Regions from separate parts of the Homo sapiens genome. Here all the other regions are linked to region 1. Evidence: chromatin contacts called from ENCODE Hi-C or POLR2A ChIA-PET data. All regions are on one chromosome and are shown on one strand. Each heading gives the region's core, a stretch centred on a gene start or an enhancer-like site at or near the end of the contact. The rest is flanking DNA. Distances are from core to core; before and after follow the strand shown. Region 1 holds the start of COPZ1 (coat protein complex I subunit zeta 1). Region 2 holds the start of ORMDL2 (ORMDL sphingolipid biosynthesis regulator 2). Region 3 holds the start of PA2G4 (proliferation-associated 2G4).

Region 1 (3,212 bases), core at 203-2,702:
AGGGGTAACAGGTATTTTATTTGTTAGAACAAGCATAAAGCATCATATGGACAAGAGGGCTAATACAGCCCTTTAGCGACCACAATTCTCATGTAACCAGAGAGGGAGAAATTAGCATCCTAGATCATACAATAAGAATTCCTGGCCCGGCGCAGTGGCTCACGCCTGTAATCCCAGCACTTTGGGAGGCCGAGGCGGGTGGATTACGAGGTCAGGAGATCGAGACCATCCTGGCTAACACGGTGAAACTCCGTCTCTACTAAAAAATACAAAAAATTAGCCGGGAGTGGTGGCGAGCGCCTGTAGTCCCAGCCACTCCGGAGGCTGAGGCAGAAGAATGGCGTGAACCCGGGAGGCGGAGCTTGCAGTGAGCCGAGATCGTACCACTGCACTCCAGCCTGGGCGACAGAGTGAGACTCCGTCTCAAAAATAATAATAATAATAATAATAATAATAATTCCTGGCCAGGCGCGGTGGTTCAAGCCTGTAATCCTAGCACTTTGGGAGGCCGAGGCGGGCGGATCACTTGAGGTCAGGAGTTCGAAACCAGCCTGGCCAACATGGTGAAACCACGTCTCTACTAAAAATACAAAAAAAATAGCCGGGCGTGGTGGCACGCGCCTATAGTCCCAACTACGCGGGAGGCTGAGGCAAGAGAATAGCTTGAACCCGGGAGGTGGAGATTGCAGTGAGCCAAGATCGCGCCACGTGCGCACTCCAGCCTGGGTGACAGAGCAAGGCTCGGTCTCAAAAAAAAAAAAAAAAAAAAAGAATTCCTAAGGTCTAAATGGGTAGAGAAAAGGAGAACAGAATAAGGAGTCTAGAAAAAATATTCCACAATCCATGCTAACTTTATCAGGTATCCCAGAACTTTGATGGAATACTGATTATTTGACAAACCTATATAATAGGGATTAACAGGAAACCGAAGACAAAACAGTTTCCTGAAGGAATGTGGCAGGGAATCGGCAATGGAGAGTCAAACTTGGGAAACCATCAGGAGGAGTCTGTAACGACAAAACATCTGTATTCTTTTCTTACAATATGGGGCGAGTTTGGTGGTTTGGTAAATTAAAATCAGGGTATCATCCACAATGCTAAAAATAAGGGGCAACCTGAAGGGTCCTAATCCAGTACGCCTACAGGTCTGTGTATCCTAAGGAGTCCATGTGCTGCCTTCAACTTTCCACCGACTCTATGCCCTCTCCCCGGCAGGGCTTCCTACTCTAAACCAAGGCTTTAGCTCCTACACTAGGCCACACACTTATTCCAAAGGTCAGCAGAACGCTCAGTCCCCAAGAATTACCCGGAACTCTCTTTCCCCGTCTCCCACTCGGGCTGAACCCTGACTCCCGGCCCCTGTGGACACCACAGCATCTCTGCTGCCCCTCCAGCTCCTACCAAAATCAGCGCCTCCATCTTGCCCCGCAGCTGGTGCCGACGTGGAGCCGCAAAAGAAACGCCGCCGCTGATTGGCCATACGTTCCCATTAGGCCCCGCCTAGGATAAGGATCATTGGGTAAGGCTTGCTTTATTGGCCAATTATTGTACTAGCTTGCTTACCGGAAGCAAAGTGTCCAACCAGAAGGCTCAGGTGTTTGATTGTCAGCTTGAATACTCAATAAAACGCCAAAACCTCACGACTCATTGGGGCGGGAGGGTTAGTGGGGCGGGGTTGTTTCCATGGGGAACAGAAGAAGCGATTGTTAATTTTCAATTGGTAGGGCCGAGGACACGTGATATTGTCGGACTGATTTAGCGATTTTTAAACCGCACCCTCTTTAGGGGGCGCTGTGTCTCCTTAGCCTTTAACACTGGCGCTTTCTAACCGGAATCCTGCCCTAATCCCTATTTTCAGCGCCCGCATTAGGTCCATGATCTCTGTGGCTAGCCCTTCCCTCATGCTCGCTCAGGTCACTTCAGCATCCTCACAGAAAGTCTGCACAACCATAGAGTAGAGCCAAGAAAGGCCCAACATGTTAACTACATAAACCAAGGCTGCCAGGAGTTGATAGTCGCAATAACAATCTCCCTAAGGTGGAGTTCCAGGCTTTGCTGGGCCTGAGGAACATGAGAAGTCAGTTTGTAAAGGCCAACTTGAGCTCAACGTGAAATCGGCTTTGGAGATGGGGTTTGCGGGACAAACGGGGAAAGGGATGGGATTAGAATAAGAGAGGGGTTATAGGGAGTAAATTCTGGGGTTTTCCAATAGAAACAAGCCGTTGTGCCTGGGCGCGGTGGCTCAAGCCTGTAATCCCAGCACTTTGGGAGGCCGAGGCGAGCGGATCATCTGAGGTCGGGAGTTTGAAACCAACCTGACCAACATGGAGAAACCCCGTCTCTACTAAAAAAAAAAAATACAGGCCGAGCGTGATGGCTCACACCTGTAATCCCAGTACTTTGGGAGGCCGAGGCGGGCGGATCACGAGATCAGGAGATCAAGACCATCCTGACTAACATAGTGAAACCCCGTCTCTACTAAAAATACAAAAAATTAGCCGGGCGTGGGTGGCGGGCGCCTGTAGTCCCTGCTACTCTGGAGGCTGAGGCAGGACAATGGCGTGAACCCAGGAGGCGGAGTTTGCAGTGAGCTGAGATCGCGCCACTGCACTCCAACCTGGGTGACAGAGCGAGACTCCGTCTCAAAAAATATACATATATACAAAATTAGCCGGGCGTGGTGGAACATGCCTGTAATCCCAGCTACTCGGGAGGCTGAACCAGGAGACTCACTTGAACCTGGGAGGCGGAGGTTGAGGTGAGGCGAGATCTCGTCATTGCACTCCAGCCTGGGCAACAAGAGCGAAATTCCATCTCAAAAAAAAAAGAAAAGAAAAGAAAAGGAGAAGAGAAGAGAAAAGAAAAGGAGAAAGAAAGAAAAGAAAGAAAGAAAGGAAGGAAGGAAGGAAGGAAGGAAAGAAAGAAAGAAAGAAAGAAAGAAAGAAAGAAAGAAAGAAAGAGAAGGAAAGAAAGGAGAGGAAAGAAATGAGGCGTTGCAAAATGAGAAAAGAGAAGTTTACTGAATGCAAGAATTTCACAATAGGGAATGATTTTGATGAAGCTTGGCTTTCCCCTATCCCTTGGTTTCCTGATCCCTGACTCCTCTTAGGGCAGGGACACCTATTACCTTAATTATCCTAAAGGGATTTTTTCCCTCATCTCTGAAAATTATATCCTTAGGAGCCCTCCAAGAAGAGATTCCAAACTTACCC
Region 2 (3,449 bases), core at 411-2,910, 1.5 Mb before region 1:
CAAGGAGGCAGCAAGGAATGCTTGATTACAGTATTGACTGTAATCTACATTTTACTGCTCTCTGTAGGCTTAGAACTAGTATACCATAATATCTTCAAAGGGTTTTAGATGAGAAGTCTGCTTTTTAACAGCTTCCCTATGGGCCTTTCTACCTGGCTCTTGGAGCTCTTTCTAACCCAGCATATCTCATTTCCCCCATAGACTCACAGCACAATAGGAGAGATGCTGAGGAACTTGCGGGAAGAGGTAAACTGGAGCCCATAGTCCATTTGCTCCCAGTGTGTCAGTAGCCGAGCCTTTCCTTGGTCAGGAGTCTCAAAGGGTGTCCCTTTCACCGTATGAAGGAAGACATACGTAGCCTGGGAACAGGGAAGGTGGCAGTGTGAGGGGCAGAAAGTAGTTTTTCAGTCAAAGAATTATGTTAAGATCCCAAAAGGAACACATAAATCCCCAAACAATTGGTGATTTTATTTTGCTTTTGGTTGGGAAACCCTGGGGTGGGTACAAGGGCGTGGTTTAGTGCTCACCAGGTTATGGATGACGTTGGTCAGGGTCCAGACAACAGGAATGCTGAAGAAGGGGATGCTGAGTAGAACCATATGCAGCAATCCTACCAAGATGATGTAGGCCAGCCAGATGCCTCGGCTATTCATCACTCGGGTGTTGGGGTTTACTTCGCTGTGTGCCACCCCCACATTCATCCTAGCCGTAATGGGGGATCAGGCAGGAGTCCAGCTCAGTTTTTTCTCAACCCCTCTTGAGCTATCTCCCAGTTGTCTCTCAGATAGCCCCAATCCCCTGAACTCTATTGGGAATGAAGAACTTACCCATCACGCAGAAAATAAAAACTGAAGACTTGGGGAAAACTTTAAAAGACAAGAAGAGTCCTCACTACATTTCAGAGACATAGTCATTATTGCTCTGATCTTTACACGTCAACTGTAACATGAAGGTGTATGTGTAGGCTTGGGGCACTCACTTCAGGGAGCAAGGGAAATAGGAGTATCTGACTTTGCTGAAGAAGTTAATAACCATGAAGAGGTCACGTACACCCAGAATTCCAGGCGAAAGTCATGGAATCATCAAAGAACCACTAAGAAGGGATGACAGAGTAAAGCTCACTCTGGTCCCCACTTTGTTCTCTGGGGCTTGTCCACCCTCTCTCTCACCTCCGTGGCATGTAAACAGTCTGCATCCCCATTACTTCTCTCAAGCGTGGGGCACGACAACAACTTGCCCACGGCTTCTGGACTGGGTTAGGAAGGGACCTGAGCTCAATACCTCGAAAGGTGGAGCCTTGGCTCTGACTCCAGGGGCAGCAGTGATTATCTGAACTCGGATCTTTAAAATTGTGGTAGCTCTAAAGCTGATGATGTCTGGTTAGGAAGCGGCTCTTGCCCGCCCCAGCCCCACCGCCAGTTCCTTAAGCCCGCCCCATGCCCCTCCCAGCTTCCTCCTCATGTTCATCGGTTTTTTCAGGGCTCCCTTCAGCGCTCCCCTCTCAGTATTTAGGTCACCACTCCCTCGGCGCCCCTTTCGCCTCCCACCATTTTTCCTCAGCAACCCTTACAGTCTTTGCAGCTCCTACCTGCCAGCTCAGATCCCCGTCCGGCTATGGGCGCGGCGCCGGCTACCACACCTGAAGTCTCCAGGAAGTAACGCCTCTCCTTCTGCCCCTTTCCTATTGGAGGAACAGAATCAGCGCTGCCACCACCCATTGGTTGGTGGTCTGTAATGCAGAAGCACAGTTGGTTGCCATTTCTGTCGTTCGCAAGATACAGTGCCCGCCCCTCTCCCAGTTCCACCTTTTGAAAGAGGTGGGGCAAGCTGCCTAGAGAAGTGAGAGCGACGTCAGCTATTGACCAATGGGAAGAGCTGATGGTATGGCGTGGGAGCAAGAGTGACAACGATTGGTCAGCCTTGCATCTCTACGCCTAAGGCGGGAGCTCCTGGAGGCGGAGGCCGCGGGTGGGGGCCTAGTGGAGTGAGGGGTAACAAGATGGCGACCGAGACGGTGGAGCTCCATAAGCTAAAGGTACCGTGAATCGGGGAAGGGCTGAGTTGGACTTTTCTAGGAACTGAATTCTACAGGGTAGCTTGCGCCTTCTCCTACGTCTTCTCCGTGCAGCCTTTTCCACTTCGTTTCTCGGCTCCCGCCGTAGCTCTTTTGTGCCACCCTTCCACACTACGCCTTCCCTAATTTCCCATTTCTCCTCACGGCTTTACTGCTATATTTATTTGTTATTTCTGCTTCCTTCATCATTGTATCGTCCGTCACCCTTCCCCACTGGGTTGTGTAAGTGCCTTCTACCTGTTATACTCTTCGTTGCTTTTCAGGGCTGCATTACGTCAGTTGGTCCCTCCTTTTTGCCCCATGTCGGAGCCAGGATCCGTTTTTCTTCCCTGGGATGATGTTTCCAGTCTGTCGTCCGAAGCTGAGATTTCCCTGTTAGCAAATGGTGGCATTTTTGTGTATTTCTGTCTAAATAGGTACCAGACACTCAGAAAATACTTCCACTCCCCTTTTCTAGGTGGGATTACGCCCCAAGCCGAATTTTGAAACAGGGAGAGGCCTCTCAGAAGATCGGTCTCGCCTTAGAAGCCTGGGGTTGAGGAGGTCTTGAGAATAGTAGAAGTACAGACACCTCAGATTTAAAAGTTTTCGAGTTCTGTCACGCGGCTCTCGGCCCGCCAGCCTTCCTCACACACCATCTCCAACCACCAGAGAGAACTCACACCTGCAATATTTGGGAAAAACAATTCCAAGGTTAAGATTATCTCTGTTCCATTTCATATCTCGGGTGGGCCCTGCATCTCCTGGTGTTACCATTGGCTGACACTGAATCACAGAAGCTATTTTAAATTGTCTTATGAGACTCTTGGTAGTTTTTTCACACTTAGATATATAAAAAAGTTAAAAAAATATATTAAAAAGAAGAACATTTTAAAAAGTATTTTCTTTTAGGGTAAATTAAGATATCTTGAGTAATTGTCTGTTTGTGGTTTCACAAGTAGTTTTCCCATTAGATGTTTTGGACAAACCAGGCTGATATAGCTGAAACTGAAAAGTGATCCTTTAAAGCTCGAAAAGTTTTTTTTTGTTTTTGTTGCTGTTAAGAAAGCTTAAGGGTAGTAAGGGTAGGGAGAGGACCCTTCTTTAGTCACTTATTAGTTGACCCCAATTAGTCTTTCTGTGAAACTGATGTTTTTCTTACTCTTGGATTCTAAACTCTGTTAGTGGGTTTTTGTGTTATTCTGGAGTTATTGTTAACTTGATGATACTGAAATGCATAGACTATATCAGCGGTCTCTTGATCTTTATTGTGATGAGTTAAAAAAAATTGAGCAATCATCTCCACTTTGTTTATATATACTGTACTTATAGAAATTGTATACTTCTGGACTGTTATAAAATATAACACAGAAAAGGAATTTTTGAATGAGATAAA
Region 3 (3,584 bases), core at 89-2,588, 1.8 Mb before region 1:
AAACTCAGATTTTCACCCACAGGACGGGAGGCATCCTAAATACCTGTTCCCCACCATCTTTGCTGTTAAAACCATTTAAAAGCACAATGACAAGCAGTTTGTATCTCCCTAACTGGAATAAAATGGAAAGGCTAACTGGAAAGAGAGAAAAGAGAAAGTGGCATCTGCCTAGAGTGACAGGCAACTGCTGAGATCGTCAGAGCACACCTGGAGTAAGGATGACTTGTGAAAATCCTAAAATCAGTCCTCCCTTTTCCAGTAATGTTCACAAGCTTGCCTAGTTGGGATAAGACGGAGACCCCAAAACATTTGAGTTGTCAAGTCACTGAGAACAACAAATGTGAATGCTAACTAAGACTATCTGCACAGATTGGAAAGGTGGTAGTAATGAGTAACTTCAAGAAAAGCCATATATATCTCCAAGACTTGCATTAGAAGCTCCAGGAGTGCTCTCCAACGGTCTCCTTAGCTGGCCCAAGGTAGAAGGGGGCCCCCACCAGGGTAAGAGCTGAAGTAAAGAAGGAAAGGCTCCAGCAAAGCACGTGGTGGGGAAGCTGGTGGTGGGGAAGCTGGTGTCAGGGACACTAGCGGAGTAAGAAGGGGGCCAGCCATCCGCAATGGGACCCAGCAACACGTGCCGGCTTGGCTCCTGACGCCCCGGAGACGCTACAAAAACAGAGGGGCACTTCTGTCGCCAATAGCTGGGCGCTTCCTTTTCGAGGTGGCCTCGCCGCTGCCAGAATCAGAGGAAGCAATAATCGGGAATGAAGGATAGGAACAAGAGAAAACACGTCTTGCCTCCTAACAAACGGCCTCGGGTCGGAGCCTGCCAGGGTCCCCTCTCTGCGCTCATCCTGGTCGCCGACCCGCACCTCCATAGACTTCAGCCTGGGCCTGCCCGCTCAGGTCCCAGGCGCGACACCGGGTCTTCCCACCACGCCGTGCCCAGCGGACCGGTGCGGGCCCCTCAGTAGCTCAGTCCGCATGACCCCTCCGCTCCAGCCCCTTCCGGGCCAGCCTGTTACCTTTCCCTATCAGCCTTGATTCCCCGACCCCCGAGGCCGCACTCACTGTTGGCGATGTCGCCCCCCATCTTATACTTGGTCACGACCAGGTCCTCAGCGATAGTTTGCTCCTGTTGCTCGTCCTCGCCCGACATCTTCCTACTACCACCACTGCAGCCTCGTTTCCCCTGAGCCGCCGCCGCCTCTGTCTCCCTTCCCAGCCACAGGCTGTGGTCAGAGTCCCCTCGATCCTCGAGGAGAGGGCGAGCGAAAGCGCGAGCAAGCAAGGGAGCGGGCAGGCAGGCGAGAGCGAGAAGCTGCGAGCGCGCGGGCTGAGGCGCAGGGCACGCTGGGACAACTAGTCCTCTCGGCCGCCAGACTCTAGCCGCTCTCGAGGGCCTTCGAACTACAATTCCCAGCCTGCCTCTCGCGCTCCTAAGCCAGGCCCTGGGGCCTTGCCCTCCAAGGGCCTCGCACGCCGGAATCGCCGGGCACTCTGGGAAGGGTCAGGCTCCGGCGGGAAGGCGGAGCCGTTGGGGAGCTTGAGGGGAAGCGTGGTCTCTCCCGGAAAAACCACTTCCACCGAGAACGCTGAGCGAGAGCCAGTAACAGAGAGGGGCGGGCTGAGGGGAGAGGGGCGGAGCTACGGCGGGGAAATAGGTTTAAAGTCGAGCGGGCAGGGGTGGAGTAGAGTGGAGCCGCAGCGGGTGGGCAGTGTCTACACCTAGGTCGGGGAGGCTGGGTGCGCCCTTCTTCGGATCCCTGGGTCGGCTGGCGAAACCCGCCCAGCCGGTCCAGTCGTCCTCCGAAGCTGGGAGAACAGGGAGGGGCAGACAGGTGGAAGAAGACCAAGGGTGCTGGTAACGGGGGCTAACTGGGCAGCCAGACACCGGAGGGATCATCCATTTAAAGGCCTCGCAATCTAGAGGCCGGACTCCTAATGAAGTAACATGACTTTATTGTTCCAATAACAGGCACCTGGATGGAGCACCTAAGGGAAGTGTTCAGAAAGACATGTTTGTTGAGAGTTCTTACCGTGAAAAAATAAAAAGATTTGATGACTTTTCTAAGATAATGAATTCAGAAGCATCTGGAGGTTTCAGTGTTTGGCCTCTGAAGGAGGGCTTATAGGGCTTTTTATAAGTCCTAAAGCACGTAGGTTCTTTTTGTTATTCCCAATTGGTTGCCTTGTAGATTCCTACTAAAACCCTTAATGAAAAGGACTATGCGCTATGGTTGTTCTAAAGAAATAGAAGTAATAGTAGGACTAGAGAAAGCTGCATGGGACAGAGTAGCACTGTCAGAACACAGAAAGGTGAGTATCCACTGCTGAGGAGCAGATCTCTTATCTAACATACGAAATGTCTTCATTTGACAGACAGGAAGCTGAAAAAAAACTTTGGCATTTTTATTCAGACACGTATAAAAACAAAACAAAAAACTTCAGTGATACAACAGACGTTTTCCCTTAGTTCCCCATCCAAGGGGACAGAGGTGTGCAGCTGAAGCTGGATCTTTTTTCTGTCCTACCTGGAAGCTTCTCACTGCTGGATGAGAATGGCTTCTAAAAGTGGATCTTGGGGATCCTTGTGAATTTGCCCTCGGATAAGGAGTGAAGATCATTTACGGCACATGTGGATTATGGTTTACACAAAGATGTCCAGTTATTTTTCCTTCTGACTACCCCCACCACCACTTCCTGAGATGAGATGTCTAGGTATAGGAGGATGTGGCTGTTGGGGTTAGACTTGATTCAGTGCAAAAACAAGAAACAGTGCCCCTTAAACAAGGGCTGTAACTTAAATCAGTTTTTCTTGGCACCTTACAATAAGAGCACATGCACAGGAATTGGGAGGATTTTGCATCCTGGATCTACTGCTTAATTTATTTCATCTCTTTAAGGCTCAGTTTCTTTTTTTTTTTTCCCCTGTAGAGACAGTGTCTTGCTATGTTTCCATAGGCTTATCTCTAATTCTGGGCTCAAGTGATCTTCCCATCTCAGCCTCCCAAAGTGCTGGCTGGGATTACAGGCATGAGCCACTGCACCCAGTTCTAAAGTTTTTTTTTTTTTTTTTTTTTTTTTTTTAAAGAGATGGGGGTCTTACTATGTTGGCTAAGCTGGTCTCAAACTCCTTGCCTCAGGTAATCCTTCTGCCTCAGCCTCCCAAAGTGCTGAGATTACAGGCATGAGCCACCATGCCCGACTTCCCTTTGTGTAAAATGAGATAATATGTATGTCACAGAATTGTTTTAAGGATGATAAAGGACTAAGTGAGATAATGTAGGTGAAGTTTAGTATGATGCCTGGCTCATAGTTAAGTGCTGAATTATGATAGTAATCAATATCTACTCCTAACCTCTTTCTTCACAGATTTTAAGCTTCTGTCTTTCTAGGGGGTTAAGAGTCATAAACCAAAATTACACTTTCCTCTGCTAGGTTTCCTCCCTTTCCTCTTCTTGACAGTCTGATGGGAAACAAAGGCACACATAAGAGCCTAGTTCCAAGTAGTCAAGAGCCTGAGAGGAAGGGATATGGAGAGTAATCCTTCATATCTCCAGGAGTGCCTGTGAAGAAGCTGA

What was found. Hi-C counts contacts between places; a loop is a spot of excess contacts on that map. ChIA-PET counts read pairs that join two places held with the same protein, here RNA polymerase II (POLR2A). Pooled maps may share reads with other maps.
Region 2: a loop to region 1 is called in a pooled map, with 8 times the contacts of the local background. The contact joins the promoter of ORMDL2 here to the promoter of COPZ1 in region 1. A Hi-C loop is called at or near these places in 5 of 50 pooled maps. POLR2A ChIA-PET finds 5 or more read pairs at or near these places in 6 of 52 experiments (AG04450, BJ, CD8-positive, alpha-beta memory T cell and 3 more).
Region 3: a loop to region 1 is called in a pooled map, with 11 times the contacts of the local background. The contact joins the promoter of PA2G4 here to the promoter of COPZ1 in region 1. A Hi-C loop is called at or near these places in 3 of 50 pooled maps. POLR2A ChIA-PET finds 5 or more read pairs at or near these places in 2 of 52 experiments (CD4-positive, alpha-beta T cell and HepG2).

What each region holds. Positions count from the first base shown.
Region 1 is chr12:54,323,371-54,326,582 of GRCh38, reverse strand. COPZ1 (coat protein complex I subunit zeta 1) reads right to left here and starts at 1,452. Exons shown (of 9, transcript NM_016057.3): 1 at 1,402-1,452. The coding sequence starts at 1,419.
Region 2 is chr12:55,816,252-55,819,700 of GRCh38, reverse strand. ORMDL2 (ORMDL sphingolipid biosynthesis regulator 2) reads right to left here and starts at 1,660. Exons shown (of 4, transcript NM_014182.5): 1 at 1,589-1,660; 2 at 528-702; 3 at 208-359. The coding sequence starts at 701. It overlaps SARNP (SAP domain containing ribonucleoprotein), which reads left to right and starts at 1,977. Exons shown (of 11, transcript NM_033082.4): 1 at 1,977-2,035. The coding sequence starts at 2,000.
Region 3 is chr12:56,102,313-56,105,896 of GRCh38, reverse strand. PA2G4 (proliferation-associated 2G4) reads right to left here and starts at 1,338. Exons shown (of 13, transcript NM_006191.3): 1 at 1,072-1,338. The coding sequence starts at 1,159. ERBB3 (erb-b2 receptor tyrosine kinase 3) reads right to left here. Exons shown (of 28, transcript NM_001982.4): 28 at 2,392-3,584. LOC105369782 (a long non-coding RNA gene) reads left to right here and starts at 1,478. Exons shown (of 2, transcript XR_944995.4): 1 at 1,478-1,609; 2 at 1,979-2,083. RefSeq lists enhancers at 1,064-1,283, 1,294-1,643.